2 separate regions of the Homo sapiens genome follow, and region 2 is linked to region 1. The links are chromatin contacts, found by Hi-C or POLR2A ChIA-PET in ENCODE. All regions are on one chromosome and are shown on one strand. The core of a region is the stretch at or near the end of the contact, and the rest is flanking DNA. Distances in the headings are between cores, read along the strand shown. Region 1 holds the start of MROCKI (MARCKS cis regulating lncRNA promoter of cytokines and inflammation). Region 2 has its middle 17 kb from the start of RFPL4B.

What was found. A loop is a pair of places that touch in the nucleus more often than their neighbours do. ChIA-PET counts read pairs that join two places held with the same protein, here RNA polymerase II (POLR2A). Pooled maps may share reads with other maps.
Region 2: a loop to region 1 is called in a map of chondrocyte, with 3 times the contacts of the local background. The contact joins the enhancer-like site here to the promoter of MROCKI in region 1. A Hi-C loop is called at or near these places in 2 of 168 maps with a recorded cell type or tissue (MCF 10A and chondrocyte), 1 of 37 single-sample maps with no recorded cell type and 6 of 50 pooled maps. POLR2A ChIA-PET finds 5 or more read pairs at or near these places in 1 of 52 experiments (MCF 10A).

The regions. Positions count from the first base shown.
Region 1 is chr6:113,871,968-113,874,683 of GRCh38, reverse strand. It overlaps MROCKI (MARCKS cis regulating lncRNA promoter of cytokines and inflammation), which reads left to right and starts at 1,337. Exons shown (of 3, transcript NR_038863.2): 1 at 1,337-1,690. It overlaps LOC124901382 (a long non-coding RNA gene), which reads right to left and starts at 1,279. Exons shown (of 3, transcript XR_007059716.1): 1 at 861-1,279.
Region 2 is chr6:112,329,364-112,332,079 of GRCh38, reverse strand. No RefSeq gene overlaps it. Among named protein-coding and RNA genes, the nearest start is that of RFPL4B, 17 kb to the left of the region's middle. Within about 2 kb of position 1,364, at least 2 of the 41 ENCODE cell types and tissues checked have a DNase peak (open chromatin) inside an H3K27ac peak, as active enhancers do.

The DNA of each region.
Region 1 (2,716 bases), core at 88-2,587:
AAACCGTATTTATACTTTGTGTTTCCCTTGTGCTACTCAAAAGATCACAATAAAAACATTCTCTTGAAAAATTTACTTAGTTTATTTCACTGACTTAAAAAAAATTTTTTTTTACTGCATTTTATGCTAGATTCACACATTTCACATGGTGGTTGAACATATAAGGAAAGATATATTTTTACCACGGCTTGATAACATTTCTTCAAGATGCTATCCTCACAACAGATTATATTTATTCAGAAAATTTGAAGTGATCTATTTGAAATTACCTCTAGTAGTTTGTTAAAATGTAACAGATCCATTTATAGACTTTTAAAAGATGGAATTTTTATAAAGGTACAGTTGTTTGTTTGTTTTTTAGACAAAGTCTTGTTCTGTCACCAGGCTGGAGTGCAATGGCACGATCTTGGCTCACTGTAATCTCCACCTCCTGGGTTCAAGCGATTCTCCTGCTTCAGCCTTCCGAGTAGCTGGGATTACAGGCGTGTGCCACCACACCCAGCTAATTTTTGTAAAGATGGGATTTCACCATGTTGGCCAGGATGGTCTTGATCTCCTGACCCATTGATCCACCCACCTCAGCCTCTCAAAGTGCTGGGATTACAGGCGTGAGCCAACACGCCTGGCCAAAGGTACAGTTATATGTGAGTTATACAATAGATTCCCAATAGGGTAAGACCCTGGGGGAGTAACATCACTAGAATCCGATGTGTCCATCTCAAATAGTTTTTTACTGAATTGATTATGTCTCAATAATATTTTGGAATCTTGATAAAAACTTACTTGGCTAAAGTATACCATTAATATAAATAAACAATATAAATATAATATAAATAATATAAATAAACAATGGTATTTACCATATTACCTTTACCATGTGTATTTGTATCCAAAACACACTCATTTATACCATATCAAGGCATAGCAACTCCAGTTTGTTTGAAGAACATTACTTGATAAACAGCAACGAAGACAGAAGAGTTGATGGAAATTCTGATATTACTACCACCTCCTTTCCCTACTATTGCCCTTGTAAAACACAGAAATAGTTTGTTCATGTGACCAAATTGAAGTCTTCTTTCACTCAGGAATATAGAATATCCAACATGCGTTGTGGTGCTTTAAAGATGGTCAAAATTCTTTGACATTATCTCATCAAGAGGTGGTGTCAATGTCCTTCTTTCCCAGAATCTGGGTGGGCTCAGAGACTGCTTTGACCAATAAAGCATAGTGGAAGTAAAACTGTGCCAGTGTCTCGGGCTCAGGCTGAAAGAGACTGGCAGCTTTCACTTCCTGTCTTTTGAAAGTCTCTTGAACTTCGGACCTGGGGGAAGCCAGCTGCCGAGTGAGAAGTCTGACTATCCGGAGATGGCGGTGAGTATAGAGAATTTCTGCTAGGTCTCCTGTGTTTCAGCCATCCCAGCCCAGGCACCACGACACATTATCAAAGGACTATCTTGGACCTTCTCATCCCAGCAAACATCCAATGGAGAAGAATGAAGACTCCAGGCATATGATCCCACTCTAGCCATCCCAGGAGCCCCCAGCTATCCAAACAACTACAGCTGTGGCCAAAAACATCGTGTATCAGGGACAAACTCTCTGCTTATGGCTGCTCTAATCCTTGACCTACAGAATCATGAAATTTGTGGATACGGTCATGATCTTGATTTTGGCGATGGTTTCACAGGTGTGTACCTATGTATGCTTATCAAAGTGTGCACTTTAAAATGTGCAGTTTATTATATGTCAATTATATATAAAGCTGTTCAAAAATTTAAAAATAATTGTTGTTTTATACGACTGAGTTTTCAGGTGGTTTGTAATATGACAATAGATAACCTGAACATGCACTTCCTATGTTTTATGTTTATTTCTTCCTGATATTTATTAAAATAAAAATATTATTAAAATACAAACTTGGCATATAAAACTTTACTAGGTATATTAAGTACTTTTTTTACAAAATTCAATTTGTTTTTATTAAATGTCTATAATCTAGACTATAGATTATACAGTCTAGATTATAATCTAATCTATTATATAGATATAATAGATTAAATGAGTTGGCTTTAAAAAATCACATTATGGATTATTATTGATAATATTAGTATTGTTTTTTACTGAAGTGAATTTCTTACCAGAACAGATTCTAGGCATTTGCACATTCACTCTTAAGTTTCTAGATCCAAGTCCATTCCCTAGAACATATTAGATATTCAATAGGTGTTTGGTAAAAATATAAATGAAATATGGAATAAAATCTAAACCTTTTCTTTTGTTTTAATATCTTTATCTAGTATATCTTAGTTTAAATGTATTGCAAATGATTTCAGGACACCAGTGTCTACCTGAGCTAGATTGCTCTCAAGTTTTAGTTTAATATTCAACCAAAAACGCACATTATAAAACAATGTACCTTCTTTTACAAAAAGTTTGCATGTGATGGAGCCAGGTCCCTTTGAGTCCAGCACCTAAGTGTCTAATCACTAATTCATCCTCGTGACCCCAACAGGAAATAGCATGACCTCAAGTCTAACTGACAGGAATGAGACCTACAGAAGAACAAAAAAGGAAGAAAAGTTAATAATCTTTTTTCTGTCCATTTTCTTCTTTATTGTAGGTCAGATGTACGTGATGGTTACCATTATAACTACATACTATGAAAGATTAATCAGTGGAAAAAAACAAGTTAAAGACACACAAAAAACTTCAG
Region 2 (2,716 bases), core at 115-2,614, 1.5 Mb after region 1:
AAAAAAGTAAATTTCCTTCAAACTACTTTTGATATTGTTAAAAGAGGCTCCAAAGACTTACTTTAAAATCATGTTCAAAAACTCCCATATATGAGCAGGTCCAATACCCTGGGCAATCTGACCTATTAAAACACAAAGATTCTCCACTGGCTCATATAACCATGGAACTTTTTTTTCAAATTTATGAATCAAGGCTTTAGTGTGAATAGACAGTGAGGGAATTTTTTCTGAATAGCCTCCCTATAATCATGGTTCATGACATTTTATAATGCAATTATTGTGGGACGTATCATAACATAATTGAGATTCTAGAAATGGGGATGGGAGGGAATAGAAGGGACACAGTTACTCAAGAAAATGCAAATGCCATTTTACTTGCAAATTAAATGTAAAATCTAATGAAGTGGGTGTAGAAATTGATTGAAAAATTAATTGAGAGAAACAAATTTGGAATATGTCTGTAAGGAACATCTGTAAGTAATTCTGCTCTGACACACCTCTTCAGAGAATCAAGTGCTTCCTGTTAGCTAAAACTTGAATGGAAGCCAGGCTAACGATAGATCTTTAGAACGTGTCAAAATAGTCCAATTTATACCCTGAAGCCAATTGGCGAACTCATAGACTTGCCTGGACTTGAACAAGCAACAGGGAATTTTCCAGTGCGAGCTCCAAATCAATATTTAGCCCAGAATTTGTTTGTTTGTTTAACATTTGCCTCCTTTTCTTTCTGTCATTCTCTGTCTCTCATTGATGATAACTTTTAAAAATAAGCTGGACATGTCAAGACATTTTGTCTTTAAATACTTCAGCATGTAGCACCTAAGAAAAAAGGCATTCTCCTTTATAATCACACTATCACAATTAAGAATTAAGCTCCAAGTTTCTACATTCTATTTGCTTGTCATGTCCCTTAAATCTCATTTACTTTAGAACAGCCAGCACAAGCACCACTTTTTTTTTTTTTAAGGTTTCCGGGACACTGACATTGTGATGAGTCCATGTCACTTGACATGTAGAATCCCCTCCCCCCACACCACCACCAATCTGTTTTTGTCTGACTGTGGGTCAGACTTTTGAGAAGTCGATCACACTGGTGTTTTACTATTCATCTGTATCTTTGAATGAGAGATAATTGTTTTTAAAAAAATTAAATGAGTTGGCCTTGTTAGATATTAAAAGTGTCAAAGAGAGGAAGAGGTAAGGAACTGTTGATTTGTTTTAGTGCCAGATTCTTCAGATTAGATTCAGATGGTATATTCATGAGGTGTGTGTGAATCTTGAAATTTCTGAGCATGTTTTTCAATGATTCATCTAGCCTTTGGAGATTTACTCAAAAACTCCCTTTTCTTCCTCCACTGAGAGATTTTTGAACTTGAGAATTTAGAAAGTGATTGTTCATTATCCAAATCCTTTTAGGAGAAAAAAAAAAGAGTGGGTGGCACTCTAAAGGAAGAATTTTAGTTGCTGGGATAAGAGACAAAATTTATGACTTTCCCACTGATTCCTCAGCCAATATTGCCCCTCCCCAGTACCCACTTCTCCAGAGATTAAAACATGCTTGAATTGGAGTAGGCATTTCCTTCCTTCTATTCAGTGCCAGTTCTCAGAGGAAAACATTCATTTTGCTCTTTGATTCCTGTAGCCCAGAGACAGCAATGAAAGGACCTGCTGCTTCCTGGAGTATAAGGATTTCATCTGGGGGGCTGCAGGGCAGGAAAGAGAGTTTAAAGGGTGTGTGCATCAGCGTGGGTGTGAATGATTTCCCCCAGGGCCAGTTAGCTGGCCTGGAGCCCAGAGTATGCCATTCATCCACCTTAAATTGCACCACACAGCAGAGATGGTTGAGGGAGAAGTCACTCAATGGCAGTGCCACTTGCTGCCAGTTTTCATTGTGTCTCTTTGATATGGAATGTCCTAGAAACTGATGCAGTTTTCTACTTCTTCCCAGAGGGGGAGTAAAAGATGCATGGTGTAGTGGGTGAATAAACTGTAAATGAAATAAACCAAAATGAGAATAGTGAAGCCAAGAGTTGAATCTCCTCTCATGGTACTGTGGTCCTACAAATGTAAAGATGCTTGAGTCTTTTGTCGTAAGTCCTATTTCTAAGCAATGAGGAGATGGCAAAAATAAACGATCTCTTGATACAGATATGGAATGTATTCAAATATCTGATGTTCAAAATGTAGACCCAACTTGATCCATTTTGATCTGAGAATGTTTACTTCTACCATTCAGCCTCAGGTTACAAGAAAAATAAACATGAAATCAAGTATGTAAATAAATCTGGCTGTGCTCCTTGCAACTTGAAATCAGTGTCTTTGACTGTTTCTAATTAAGGAAATAAGAGTTGAAAGCACTGGGGTTTTGTGGGGTTTTTGTTGTTGTCATTATTATTTGACACAAAGAGAAAATTTTGATCAGCCCACATGGTGGATTTGTCCAAATGTTGTGGGAAGTCAGGGACCCTGAACAGAGGGACGGGCTGAAGCCATGGCAGAAGAACATAAGTTGTGAAGATTTCATGGACATTTATTAGTTCCCCAAATTAATACTTTTATAATTTCTTACACCTGTCTTTACTGCAATCTCTGAACATAAATTGTGAAGATTTCATGGACATTTTTCACTTCCCCAATCAATTCTCTAATTTCCTATGCCTGTCTTTACTTTAATCTCTTAATCCCATCATCTTCGTAAACTGAGGATGCATGTCAC